3 separate regions of the Mus musculus genome follow, and all the other regions are linked to region 1. The links are chromatin contacts, found by Hi-C or POLR2A ChIA-PET in ENCODE. All regions are on one chromosome and are shown on one strand. Each heading gives the region's core, a stretch centred on a gene start or an enhancer-like site at or near the end of the contact. The rest is flanking DNA. Distances are from core to core; before and after follow the strand shown.

Evidence for each region. Hi-C counts contacts between places; a loop is a spot of excess contacts on that map. ChIA-PET counts read pairs that join two places held with the same protein, here RNA polymerase II (POLR2A).
Region 2: a map of adrenal gland shows a loop between it and region 1 (2.0-fold over the local background). The contact joins two enhancer-like sites. A Hi-C loop is called at or near these places in 2 of 37 maps with a recorded cell type or tissue (adrenal gland and heart). POLR2A ChIA-PET finds 5 or more read pairs at or near these places in 1 of 5 experiments (Patski).
Region 3: a loop to region 1 is called in a map of heart, with 6 times the contacts of the local background. The contact joins the promoter of App here to the enhancer-like site in region 1. A Hi-C loop is called at or near these places in 12 of 37 maps with a recorded cell type or tissue (adrenal gland, gastrocnemius, heart and 1 more). POLR2A ChIA-PET finds 5 or more read pairs at or near these places in 1 of 5 experiments (Patski).

What each region holds. Positions count from the first base shown.
Region 1 is chr16:85,131,237-85,135,825 of GRCm38, reverse strand. The region is part of intron 1 of App (amyloid beta (A4) precursor protein); the gene reads left to right. Among named protein-coding and RNA genes, the nearest start is that of App, 40 kb to the left of the region's middle. Within about 2 kb of position 2,181, at least 2 of the 3 ENCODE cell types and tissues checked have a DNase peak (open chromatin) inside an H3K27ac peak, as active enhancers do; they include gastrocnemius and heart, where a contact is called at or near this core.
Region 2 is chr16:85,091,049-85,095,637 of GRCm38, reverse strand. All of the region lies in intron 3 of App (amyloid beta (A4) precursor protein), which reads left to right. Among named protein-coding and RNA genes, the nearest start is that of App, 80 kb to the left of the region's middle. Within about 2 kb of position 2,632, at least 1 of the 3 ENCODE cell types and tissues checked has a DNase peak (open chromatin) inside an H3K27ac peak, as active enhancers do.
Region 3 is chr16:85,171,014-85,175,602 of GRCm38, reverse strand. App (amyloid beta (A4) precursor protein) reads left to right here and starts at 1,896. Exons shown (of 18, transcript NM_001198823.1): 1 at 1,896-2,101. The coding sequence starts at 2,045.

The DNA.
Region 1 (4,589 bases), core at 932-3,431:
CCTTTGTATTGTATTGTAGGATTCACGGTTATAACGTCACATTTTGTCTTTTGATTAATTAATTATTTTGGTATGTATGAGAAGCAGAGACTCGTGGGCTCAACCTCTGTTTGAGTACATGTTGGTATTTGGTTTTCTTGTTGGAAATTGACCAGGATTTATTTCATGCATGCTTTACACGAGCCTTACCACTCTACCTAAGACTCAAGGCCAATTTTGATGTATTCTCTTAGAAACACAGAGGTAAATAATAAATGAGTTTTCTCCTAAAGATTTAAAAGCTTAGTTCAGAATTTCAACGAACACACTGTTGAGATTTTCCAGCCAAGTACTTCTTAATTCTCTATTTGGAAGGGTTTCCTGGGAGAAGGTGGCCTGTGGGGGATCCCTGACGTCTTCATGGTAGGTACAAGCAGGGCCACCCATATTGTGATGACCAACTATCCCAATGACCTTGGATTTGCACATGGAAACAATTCTGGAAGCAAAATGACTTCAGAACCATGTGAGTTAGCCAGTGGAGAGCCACTGCATGGTTGAACTACACATGTGGAAGCAGTGGTAAGCCTTCACTGAAAACTACACTGTGGGTGTAAAACCGAGTGTTTGTGAGAACTGAAAAGCCATCTTCCTGAGGGTCTGAGAAGGATGCTCTTGCTAATTACTGCCTCCATTTTTTTTTTACTTAGAATGATATAGAATCATGTAGAGAATAGCCCCAGGAAAGAAGGAGCCATCGTAATACATGGTGCCATCATTTTAAAAATCACAGCTATGTGCATTTTGATTGGTTTATTCAAACAAAAGTGGCTGTATCAGTATCAGTGTGGTGTGTGTGTGTGTGTGTGTGTGTGTGTGTGTGTGTGTGTGTGTGTGAACACTCTCTGGATAGATTGTGTAGTAGGACTTAAATCTTCCTATCACCTCTTATACTCCAGAGAACGATGTAGCTTGAGCCCCATATCACATCTCCATCTCCATTTCAGGACTTAGCCTCTATAGATCTGTCAGAACATCCCTGGAGAACAGGGCGTACATGGTGACAGTGGAGTTCCTTCTCCTCCTCCCCCCCACCCCCCGCCTGTCATAGGATATGGCTGGCATACCCCTCCCCCTGAACTCTCCAGTCCAAAGGCTGGGCTACCCTTCTCCTCTGGCTCTTTTCTGTATGATCCAATGGTCCTTTTGTGGCCTCCTGTCCTTTTGTTGTCCTGATCTTCCCTCTCCCTTTATGGCTCTCCTCACACTGCCGGCCTCATCTTTACTCTGGGCTGTCCCAGATGTTTCCATCTCTGGCTATGCTCTCCCTCATATTTACAGTAAACTTTCTCCTCTACTATACCTAGGAGCAGTTGTGTCTGCCAGTTTCCTTTCTTACGTTCCTTCTCCTGCAATACAATTCACTTTTGTAGGGGCTGAGAAGGGGCGGGCTCATCCTCTTACACCAATGAGCGTCCTTCTCTTCTGGTTTTTGGCTAGGGCAGTAGTTCCATGTGTCTTCATTTAGTATATACTCAAGGCTGCCTAGCTGCTCGTCCTGAGATGTCGTGACTCCTTCCCACACTCTCCTGTGCTTCTTAGCTGCTGCAGTCATCACCGTGCCTAATCCATACAAGTGCCCCCGTCCTGTGGTGTGTCCAATGAGACACCACCATCCTACCTTTCTTTATTCTTTCAGCACTTTCTGTTCTGAGGTGAGCCTTGTCTGAGCCTGTACCACTGGGTTGGATCTCCCCACAGTCCTTTTCTGTGGCTATGCTTACTGCCTTGGAAATGTTTACATGATCCTAAGTCACCAAACCAGAACTTCCCTGAAACTTCGCCTCCGACCGACCGAGACAATTCTGTCCTGTCTACTGGAAGTGGCAAGGGCTCCGTAGCCATCAGCACCGAGTTTGAGTTTGGCTTATCTGTCAGCGGTTGGTTTCCCGCATCATCCTGAAAGTATTTTCTGTTCACTAGTTCACTAGCCTTTCTTTCACTTCAAGTGTTAGGTTAGGAGTGGAAATCTCTTGAGAATCCCTTTGTGCAGCTGAAGGCATCTCAGCTGCAAGAACTAAAACAAAACAAAGTAGCTGATTGGGTGCTTCATTCAGGAAGTATGGCTGGCCACTGTGTTTGTGCAATCCTGGAGCCCAGTGGGACAAGCCTATGTTACTCCTCTCAGGAATGTGCTATTCGAGCACCAGGAAGTGAACCGAGCTGCCTGGCTCAGAAATCCCCCTTGCGTTTTGAGCTGTTGCCTTTAGAATGTTCTAGGAAGAGCCCGAGGTCAGGCCAAGTTCAGCTGCAATTGGTAATGGCCTAAGAGTGAATTCTGTGCTTTCTTTTCTCCATTGGCTCCCACTGCGAAAATCTTATATATCCCTAAGTCGGGGTTTATTTTATATCGTTGCACAGCTTTGTTAATATCGACAAGTTCTTTGCATTTTGATTTTAATGTTATTATTTTTTTACGCCGGGCATTCTTTAGCTCTTGTATTTATTGTGGGAGGGAGGCAGGCATGTTGTAGAGAGCAAGGAAGTTGTCACAGGAGGTGGAGTCGCGTTTATCTTGTTTGTACTTTACAAACTAAACACAAGCCTTCGCTCTGCACTTACAATGCTTAGCTGGATGCTAGCTGGCAGTAAAGACTTCACTGCTCTTATCACTTTTGACTTCAAATTGCCCCCTAACACAAAATAGAGTGTTGTTATATCCCTTTCAAAATTATAGCCCCCACCCCACCCCCCCCCCCCCCCAGCACTGTGTTTCTGAGAGCCTTTGTTGCCAAAGGAATGGCAATTTGAAAAAGTGGTTTTTGTTTTGCTTTTTGGTTTTGGTATGGCTGGGGGCCATGAAAAGGGAGGCATCTTTGATAGTGCCTGACTCTAAGTTACTTGAGAAGGATAGTCTCCCTGTTCTTATCAAGCACATAGCTGGAAACAGAAACCTTTGAGTATTCTTTACAACCCCGGAGAAGAAATAATCTTGGCTTACCCTAAGAGAGATAAGGTAACAGAAAGCGACTGGAACAATGGACAGGAATGCTGTTTTTAAGTGATCACCAATTTTCACATGGACTCCCGTATTCGCTCTGAGTCTTTCTTGTGCCCACAAGGCAGTTTCTGCTACACCCAGTGCCCCTGTGGTAAAAATACAATACCATGAGAGTTATAAACGCAGGGGAACAGCCGATGAGCCAATGTTATGAAGCTTTGGAAAGAATTAAACCAAGGGATAAAATGTAAATATTTGTTCTGCTCATGTAAAAAAAAAATGTTTCACGTCCTCATCCTGAAGCATTCCCTGTGACTCTGGTACACATAGAAAGGTGACGTCCTAAGGCCACAGATTGTTGCTTAAGTGAAAACCCAGATTCACTTCAGTCCTGTCTGAGTTGGTCACTGGTCTCTTGGTATCTTTACATGAATGTGTACATGCGCTTCTCAGAATAATGTGTGGCAAGAACCCTCACTGGGTATGCCACACCCATTTGAGCATATATTGCTTTCACCTTGGGAACCGTGGCCATAGTGACGTGTTTGCTGATGAAATCTGTACACAACTGACCACAAGTAGTACAGGATTTCCTATTCATATAGCTCTAGGTAAAGTGTGAGTAGAGATATAGTCTACTTGATAAACATTGTATCCACATTTGAAATATTTCCTTGTAAGTATGTATTGGCCAAAATAAAATATATACAGCTGAAAAACCATCAGGTGGCTAAATCGTGTCTTTGCAGAAGTCTCAAAGAGAAAGAATCAGAGGAGGGCTATGTAATTAGTCAGAGCTAGAACTTGGTAGCAGTTGATTGACATCTCCCTATAGGCTTCAGTGCTGATGCTTAGAACAAGACTGCTTCTACTTAGGTTTTTCATCCCCAGATCTGTGTGTAAGAACCAGCATCATATGGTCCATACACTATCGCTGGTCCTAAGTCCTGTCATGCATCACATACTGGACGTTTACGGCACTTCTGGCTTAGAAGGCTGCTATTCAATGCGGCTAGTAGTTGAGATTTTCACTTGCCAAGGGAAGGTATTTACTGTGTATAGTGAGGCCCAAGGTCTGATAGAAAAGATGGGAAGCAAACCTGAAGGTAAATTTGCCCAACACAAGTCTTCATTGTTGTTTATTTTCAAGCAAAAGTCTATTTATAAGCGAGGTCTGTTGTAATATTTTGACTTTTAGTTGTGACACTCATTCTCCCCCTCCCCCCCCCCCAGGCTTACTTTTAATGATGGTTCTTAAATGCTTTAACCTCCCTTTTAGCCCTCTACCCACCAGATATAGTGGAAAGGGATACGGGGGAAGTACATCTGTTTAGAAATGGTTCTTTGGAACAAGTCCCTTTTGTGTTGTCTAGCAATCAGCAGTTCAGTTTACAGGTTAACAGGGCAGCTTGACTCACTCACAAACACTTCACGGATACACCAGCAGTATAGTTTGGCAAAGTCGGTATAGCAAGCACGAATCAGCAGTGGTGGCACTACCTATCAGAGACAGCCAGGCCTCCACCTCCACTTGAGTCAGCAGGAGGGACCAAGGCCAACAGGAACACCAGCAAAAGTTCTCAGCCTCTCTCAGCAAAACAAAGATCAG
Region 2 (4,589 bases), core at 1,383-3,882, 41 kb after region 1:
CTCACGAGCTAGGCCTTGAGCAGGCCTTGCAGGCCTGCGTGCATATATTTTCCTCGAGATGTTCTTTAGTCTTCTGTCTCCCTTTTGACTTGATGAAGACCTTTGCCCCACGGCCCGTTTGATTTCCGTTATCACTACTGTGTAGGCTTCTCGGGCTTTCTTTGTTCTTCAGAGAACTCTTGGCTTCGTGTCAGTGTGCTGATCGCATGCATTTCTTGAGCAGACATCTTTGCTGTCTGTCCTTCACAGTTCTGCCTCCTGATCTGGTGGTTAGAGGTCATAGGAGGGCCTGTTAGCCTTCGACTCTTTTGCAGTCAGGCAGCATCAGGAGTCCATGTCTCCAGCTCCGTTTATCTGTGGAATCACTGATGCTCTGAGCACAGATTCTCTTGATTGTAGTCTTTGCCTTGCTGTTCCTTCTGTGCATTCCTTCATTGTTTTCCATCACAGGCTCTTTTTGTAGACTTCAGAAATCCTAACTACTGGTGTTTTTCTACAGCCTTTCTCCCTGGTCGTTCATTTTGTATAACTCACATGCTTGCCAGAAAATTCCATCCATGCTGTGGTTTCCCTAATAGCCGTCCTGAGTTATCATGCCCAAGGCAAGGTTTCTTCTCTAGGAAGAGTCTCAGATTTGGTGTGACCTCTGGAGTACTGGCACATAGCTTTCTTGGACATTTCAGGAGATACCGGTAGATGCCAGTTCCTTATGAAGAAATGCTGGGCAGTGGTCGAGCATTTGCCTGCCGTGAGTGAGGTCCTGGGTTCGAGCTCCAGCACTGCCAAATGAAACACTACTAATAGATGATAAATTTGAGATTTTTAGATTAAACCGTGCTTAAACAGTATGCTATTTTTATCACTTAATTTATTGCTAAATACCATTTGCAATGATTACAATTTGTCATAAGAGAGGAGTATAGTTATTCTCAGCCTTCTGAAAACTATGCAGATAGGTATATCTGTGCACATGCATGAATGTATATGTGTGTGTGCATGTGTGTGGTACATACTCACGAGAGAGAGAGAGAAGGGGTAGTTATGAGAGATTGAGAAGGGCTGGAGAAAGCAAGAAGGGAGGGTGTTTGTGCATGTACACCCCCTACGCCTGTTCCTTTCTTTTATCAAAGTCTCCAGGACTCTTGGTTCCTTGCTTAAGAACTAATTAAGTCCATGTGAACTAGGAGTCCTGCTGCCAATACCTGGCAAGCATTCATGGCCTGATTTTTAATATATTTTAAAGTGGTACTGTGTAATTAACACATTCTTAAATTTTGACTTCTAAAAAGCATTTTGGAATACTTCGGTATAAATATAAGATTGGTTGCAAAGTATTGGTTAAAAATATAGATGTGGTCTCTAGTTTAGAATGATGTTATTTTATGAGGAGAATTTAGGACTGTCCTAAAGCTAGGGACCAAGGATATGGCTCAGTGGATAGAGATGTTTGTGCATAGGATGGGAAAGCTGAGTTCAGGGCCCACATCTTGGAGAGAAATGACCTTTGAGAGTTGTCCTTTGACCTCTACATATACTTGCTTGAATTCTCTCTCTCTCTCTCTCTCTCTCTCTCTCTCTCTCTCTCTCTCTCTCTCTCTCACACACACACACACACACACACACACAGAGAGAGAGAGAGAGAGAGAGAGAGAGAGAGAGAGAGAGAGAGAGAGAGAGAGAGAAATTTAAAATTAGAGCTGAAAAGACGAAAGTTAAATCATCTGCAAGCAAATGCAGAGGCCGCTTGCTGAGGGAATGCTAACTAGAGTTGCCTAATGAATCAAAAAAATGGCAAATGCTTAAAATTCAGGAAAATACAGATAAGACCTATTATTTATTGTTGTAGTTGAATATTCTGTTGAGATGGGACTGGTTATCAAAGATGTCCTTTGTACTCTACGTGGCTTTTCGAATGTCAGCTCTATTTTCTCGGAGAGATGGGCTACTGTGTCTAGGCTTGGAGATAGCCATATAGCTTGAATAGAACCCCAGACGAGCTGATCGTGCAGATGTCATGTGGCATCCACTGAGGTCAAGAGGAAGGAGTGGCTTTGCCTTTATTTTCTTTATTTTCCTTTCTGATGAATGACCTCAAGGGCACACTTCATACAACTTTAAGCTTAGACCAGAGAACTCCTATAGTCTGCTAAAGTGGATGCTGTTGGAAGGGCTGCCTCACTCACACTTCTTCCAGAAGATTCTGCTACGTATTGTCAGTTTGCCTCAGTGTTTTTCCTACACCACATTCCTGGGGTAAAACAACTCAGATCTGAATGATAACTTTGCTTGAATGCATGTTCGTCAACAAGAAAGGCAGAAATCATACCATCTGAAAGGGGGTATCCCCTTTAATTATTTCAAGCCTTAGTCACATAGGTCCTCCTTCTGATTGTTTAATATAAAATGAGAGATGTAAGTTCTCCAAAAACTCTGCTTGTATCTTCTATTTTTGAGAAATGATTTAAGTGCATTTAAAAGCTTAGTCTCTGCTTGCCCAGAATGCTTGCTCTTCAAAATATCTGCTCCCCGGAGAGGTAAACTCAAGTTAGTCTTTTCATGTGACTCTGGATCGTTGACCTGGAAGACTTCGGGGTAATGGAATGGGCTTTGGCACTGATCGCTGTTTTCTGGTTGAGTACCCAGCCTGGAAAGGAAGGCGTGACTGAGCCATGTGCAAAGGGGGAGGGTGGGTGGAGTCTAACGATGTTTGAAGCATGAGTACACCTTCATTTGATGCCTCGATTTACTGAGGGAGAGAACTCTAAACTGCTGCATCCATGGATGGATGGAAGTGCCTCAGCTTGTAAGGATGCTTATTTAAATGATTTTGCATATTCAAATGATTCTACAGCCAATCAAACGCATTCATTCCCTGCCTGGTGAGTGAAAACTGAATGACACTTGTGCTCCCTCTGAAAGGAACAGACGTTTTCATTATCAAATTCAACCAAGCAGAAAATCTGGCGAAGGGAGCAGAAATCTCCATTTATTTACATCTACCATCGACTGTTTGGTGATAGGAGATTAGTAGGTTGAGGAAGAGCCTTGTTCTCATTTAGCTATGTGACCCTAGACTTTTGTCTCCTTGAAAATACTTACTTAGGTTATGAGCATGAAGCCAACCAAAAGTCTCAAATTGTGCATATATATTTAATTCTCTATAGATATTTCTGGTGCTTGTGGGCAGAGAGAAGTCCTAGTCACATATTAACATTCTATGTCTTCCTTATACTTTAAAGCCATTGCTTATCAGCTGTAAAAGCTTAACTGCTGCCTTTATGTTCTGTTAGCAGAGTGTCCCCATCTGACTTCCATTTTATTTGCATCAGCCGGTGTAGTTCATCATAAAAGTCTGCATTAGAGAAGTGGATCAGAACCCTCCAGGGGAATTTGCTGCCAAAGCATAGTTAGAGATCTACCTTTTGAATCCTCCATATAATTCTTTCTTGCCCAAACCTTTCTCCGTACAAGTCCAGGAATTCAATTATTTCAGCTCTCTGAGGAGCAGTAAGCTCCAGAAAATTGATTTGCAATAATGAAACTAAGCCTTGTTTACAAATCTGAGTGGCACTTTCGAAGACTGGACTGGCATGGTGACAGGAGGAGGGTACGAATTTATCTAGGGGCTCACCCCCTTTGAAAAGATCATGTTTGTGGAAACACGGCTGGAAAGGATATAGGTAATTTCTAAAAGACCTTGATGGGTCATGTTTTAATCTGCTTCCTTTTTAATTCTATTATCTCCTGTGTTGCTCATCCCTAGGTGTGCTGCTGAGAGCGAGTGCTTTAAGAGAGTGAGTGCTGATAGCTGACCATAGTGCTCTGATGCCCAGTTAAAAGCTGAGCCAGTTTCAAGGGGTATGGCCTCATTTCTTTGCAGTTGACTTGTTAAGTGCTGTGACATTTTTTTCCCATTCTCTTCTTTCTCCCCATAAGATATTTGACCCAGTGAGAAATGGGCCATTTTTCTTTGCGTACATGGGATTTGAAAAGCTGGTTGGACACCATGACGTCTCTATGTGTCTAGCCGGTGACTAGAAATGCCAAAAGAGAGGTCAGCCTTGGAAGAGTAGAGAAAGTGACTGAATCCTTAGGCCCGAGTGGTATTCCTGAGTGACAGTGGAAAATGAGCAGAGGGCAGAGCTTTGTGCAATCAGGACTGTTAAAAAGTGGGTGGGGGGGCGGCACTGAGAGTGAGCTTCACACAGAAAGCGGAGAACAAGAGCGGTCTGGCTTGCGGAGAAGCGGGAGGAGAGGACTGAAGCTACAAGAAGACGGTGGTGTGATGGAGTGGTCAGGGAACACGGGGACTGAGACCAAAGCATTTGGTGTTGACCTTGAACGAACTGTTGTCGATCGTCATGTGCTGAGCCACGTGGAAAGGATCGGAAAGATTCCGGCAAGGTTTAGAGAATGACGGACGGACTAGAGCTCGGGCAGAAACTCTCTAAGTGCCTCTTCCTGTCTTGATTATAGCCTGCCTCACACAGGGGTTTCTGGATCTGGCACATGGAAGACCGGGCTGTGTACTTTTTCTTCCCACTGTGATGTCAGGTTTTGCTAATGACTGGTGGTTGTCGTGCCTCACT
Region 3 (4,589 bases), core at 647-3,146, 40 kb before region 1:
TTTTTTTGGAGATAGGATCTCTTTCCTGGCTTACCTTACCCAAGAGTCTGTCTGTCTCTCTCTCCCTCCTAAGCAGGTGCTAGCATGGCTGACATTTTTATGTGGCTTCCAGGGGTGGAACTCAGGTCCTCGTGTTTAGATAGTAAGTACTTTATTGACTGAGCTACCTCCCTATCCTTTCCTTGGCTTCTGTAGGAAATGAATGCCATATGTAATCAAAGCAAACGTTACTTAGCAAATATTTGTTGTTATTTGTTGAGGACCTTCAGAGGACAGACATTCAGGACAAATACAAAAAGGTATCTGTAGAGTTGGGCAGGTGGTATGTAGGCATGTTGATAGATGAGTGCTGACTTCTCAGAAAGGAAGAGGTGGAGACCTATCCTCCCACCACACTTACAGGGGATTGGATTCCTTGCTGTGGGAAAGAAAGAGCGGGCCTTCTAGGTTGCTTTCTATTGCAGAGTTATAAAAAAATCACGATCCTAAGCAACTCGAGGACAGGGCTTATTAGCCTCACGCGTTCTGATCACAGTCTAACGCGAAGGGAACTCAGAGCAGGAACACAGGGCAGGAACCTGAAGCAGGAACTGGGCAGTGGCAGAAACTGCTTGTTGTTTTTTTCCCTCCTGGCTTCTTCAGCCTGCTTCCTTACACAAGCCAGGACCACCTGCTCAGGGCTGGTCTCCCACATCAACTAATAAGAAAGAATATGCCCCACAGGTTTGCCTGCATGTCAGTCTAATGGAGGCATGTCTCTCAATTTAGGTTCCCCCTTCCCAGATGACCAGAGCTCATGTCAAGTTATTAAAAAATTAAGCAGCAAACACATCAGGTAAAGGAAAAGGCTGTGGCCTCAGAAGCCAGGAATGCATTTGGTATTACCTTCATCTCCTTCCACTAGCCTAGGGAGAGCCAAAAGCTTGGCGTCTGAAGCCACATTAGGTCGGGAGGGTGGTGGTAGTGGGAGCATGTCTGGATGGGTCTAATGTAATTTTAACACTGGGAAGTTTGTGTTTAATCTAGGAGAAAATGGTTTTACGGAGGTTCATTTCACTGGATAAGGGCAGATCCAAAAAAAAAAAAAAAAAAAAAAATCGAGAGCAGAGTTCCAGGAAGAAGTCCTGGGTGATGGAGGTGGAGGAAAAAGAGCCATCACTCGGTATCTTTTCTGGCCTAACTTTGATCTCTTCCCCATCTTAGATTTTTACCTCCCTGCCTCCTTCAATCCCAGATGCCGGTCCCCTTCTCTGAAATTATCCACGTCAAGCAAATATGCAATGATAATACATTTAAAAACCCACTTCCCATCTCCAAACACGGAGAAAAATGGGTCATTCTGCATCCTGTGCCCTTCTCTGGTACATTCTAAAGACAAAAATTCCAGATTGCAGTGGCGTGAAGGGTGACCTCCTACCAAAAGAAAAAGAAAATAGAAAAAAAAAAAATCCTGTTTCTTTTGCTAATGTTCTCGGCCTCGCTCCACCTCTCCAAATAGAGAGAACGAACTGCGGATAAAAATGCACGCATCGCAGCCTTAGCTCCTCAACCACATTTGGGAGAGGCCTGCGGGGTCGGGTGACTCAAGCTCGCGCGGGGACGAGCCGAGAGCGCTCCCGACTTCCCTGGAACCTTAACGTCCTACGGTTCACCTTCTCCCGATTGCGGGGTCCTCTCCCTGACCCAGATCACTCCCCAACTTGGTTCCCAGACCCCATCGGGAGCGCGGCTCCCCTTAGCCCAAGACGCCGCACCTGTGGGCTCTGGGTCGCCTCCCGCTGCGCTCGGGCGCAGCTCCCCGAGGCTCCGCTAGGGGTCTCTGTCGGGTGGCGAGCCGGGTGGGCGGGATCAGCTGACTCTGCCGGCTGCGAGCCCCGCCGCCTCGCTCCAGCTCTGTCAGTTTCCTCGGCGGCGGGAGGCGAGAGCACCGGGAGCAGAGCGAGCGCGGGGCCACCGGAGACGGCGGCGGCGGCGCGGACACAGCCAGGGCGCGGCGGATCTTCCACTCGCACACGGAGCACTCGGTGGCCCACGCAGGATCACGATGCTGCCCAGCTTGGCACTGCTCCTGCTGGCCGCCTGGACGGTTCGGGCTCTGGAGGTGGGTGCCGCGCCTTGGGAACGAGACTGGGGAGGCGGGCGCCGGGAGGACGCGATCCTCCCCACCGAGGAGCTTGAATCTCGAGACGTGGGGGGCTGTCACGGGTAGACCGCTCCTCGCCGCCCCCGCCTGCGGGCGCCCTGCGCTTCGGCGGCTCTGGCCCAACCCTGCCCGGGGACGCGCTGCCCGAGCGATGAAGAGGGAATGGGTTAGGGCGCTGGGGTCCCCATATCCGTGCCAGCCTAGGGCTGGAAGGCGAGGGGACGAGCCTGAACGCAGACCCTGACTCCTCCCTGCGTTGAGAGCTGGACTCCGGGATGCGAGAGACACCCAGTTCGAGGGGGAAGGGACACGTGTGGAAAACCGAAAGCGTAGCGTCTCAGGATTCAGTGCCCTGCGAGGAAATCGCCGCCCTTCCCCTTCCTTGGGGTCCTGGGTTGGAATGGGGGCAGCTCTGGATGCTGGGGAGCGCCTGGCTCACACTCCCTTCCCACCCCCGCCTGTCTTGACTGCGAAGCTGGGCTTTGCTCCTGGCGGCCGCGGGCGGCGGCTGCCTGCGCAGCGACCCTCTCCCGAGTCGGTGCGGGGTCGCGCACCGCCGCCTTCCTTTTGCAAACTTTGTGCATTTTCGTGTCTCCCTTTTGTGTAAGTTCCAAGTGATGGGAGGGATCGGAAAGTGCGGCCACCCGGCACCGTCCCTCAACCTGGACGTCCAGGACTCTTCAGTGCACCTCCAGTTTCTCCCTGAGTCTGAGAAGGTCCCCGGGAACAAAAGCCGCGACACCCCGCCCTCGCCGTCCAGGGCGCGGTGGCGGAGCCCTGGTAGTTGGTGCGCCACCGCCGTTCCTTTCCCCGAGCTGCGCGTCTGCCCCCGAGGGCCTAGAGGTGCTGCTAGGGCCCCGCGGTCTCCCACCCCCGCATCACCACCACCTACTGGCAATCCTGTGAGGGACTGCAAAGTCCTGAGAGAGAGAGAGAGAGAGAGAGAGAGAGAGAGAGAGAGAGAGAGAGAGAGAGAGAGAGAGAGAGCGAGCCGGGAGTGAGGCGTGCGTCTGGGAAGGGCAGTGCCTGGTGGTGGGGAGGCTGAGGCTCCAGGGCATCAAAGGAGGCGTTTGTCTGATTAAGGTGCGGCCTCCTATGGGGCAGATTTGGGAACTCTAGCTTAGTCACCCTGGGGGGGACACAGGATGCTGGGGAGGGTCCTCAGGGTTCCTTTTTTTTTTAAAAAAAAAAAAAAAGGGGTGCAGATAAAAGGATTGAATAGGGTGAAGATTAAGACGGAGAAGATGGCGCCTCTGCAGTGCAGCAAAGAAAAGCTGTGTGGAGGCTGCAGCCTGTGAAATCCACCCACCACTAGGTGTATAACAAGTCTTCCCCATTCATCCAACTCTCCAGCATGCAGCACAAGGCTTGTTTTCCTTTTTATCCAGAGATGCCTGGAAGTTGTTTGCGTGGCAGCTGGTTTTATTTCTCTTCATTTGTACCCTCTTCACCATCTAAGCATTTGCTAATAGCCCTTCCTCGTCGTCCTCCTCTTTCCCCTCTACCTCATAGGAATTTTCCCAAAAAGCAATTTCCGGGCGAGTGTTTTCCTGCAATTTTGTGGGGATTGGCTAGGCTATCACACTAGTATGAGTTTTTATTTATTTAATTTTTTTTAGCTCTTAATTTACAAGGTCATTGAACTTTTAGCCCCTCTGAATTTTTTTTTTTTTTTTAACCCACAAGTGGCTTCAGAATCTGTAAGTCACCTCAGACTGGTTAAAACAGGTCTTCGAAGAGTCTTAAGAATTTAGTGTTCCATTTTTTTTTTTCAAAGCCATTTAATCAAGGGAATTCTGATTTCTCTGACGACCTAAGAATTTAATTGTATAGTCATTCGGTTTTTCTAATTGTTTTGCTGTGCAGAAACACGACTAAGTAATTAAAGGAATAACTTTAATTTTTGGAGCATTTTACTTTTCTTGAGCATTTTTTTTAACTTGTATAAAAAGAGTCACAGTGTAGGCCAAGATGAACTGGATTTATGTTTTGGCTTGTGCGATTGCATATCCTTTTTCTGCCGAACATTTGGAGATGCTCCTGCAGTTATCATCACCTTTAAAGGGTTACTGGGAGCACTACATTCGTGCCTTTGGTGAGTCACTGGAAGGATAGGTAATTCATCCTGATGAGGTTTGACACACTTTGCAGTTCTGCGTCCACTGAAGCCACAGAATTATGAGTTGGCTGCGTTTTGTAAATCACAGAAAATCCGTCTGCTGCAGGTGGCTCTGCAAAAAGAACCCGTGTGATGGAGGGTGCTGATGATGGGGCCATGAGGGTACTGATGCTGGGGTCTCGAGGGTGCTGATGCTGGGGCCTCCAGGGTACTGATGCTGGGGCCTCGTCTTCCAGGGCGTCGGCATTTCCTGGTTTGGTTTTATTTTCCTGGTATGTTGAACAGAGGCATGCGTTTAGCAAACCGTGATGGACTCATCTTGTTTGC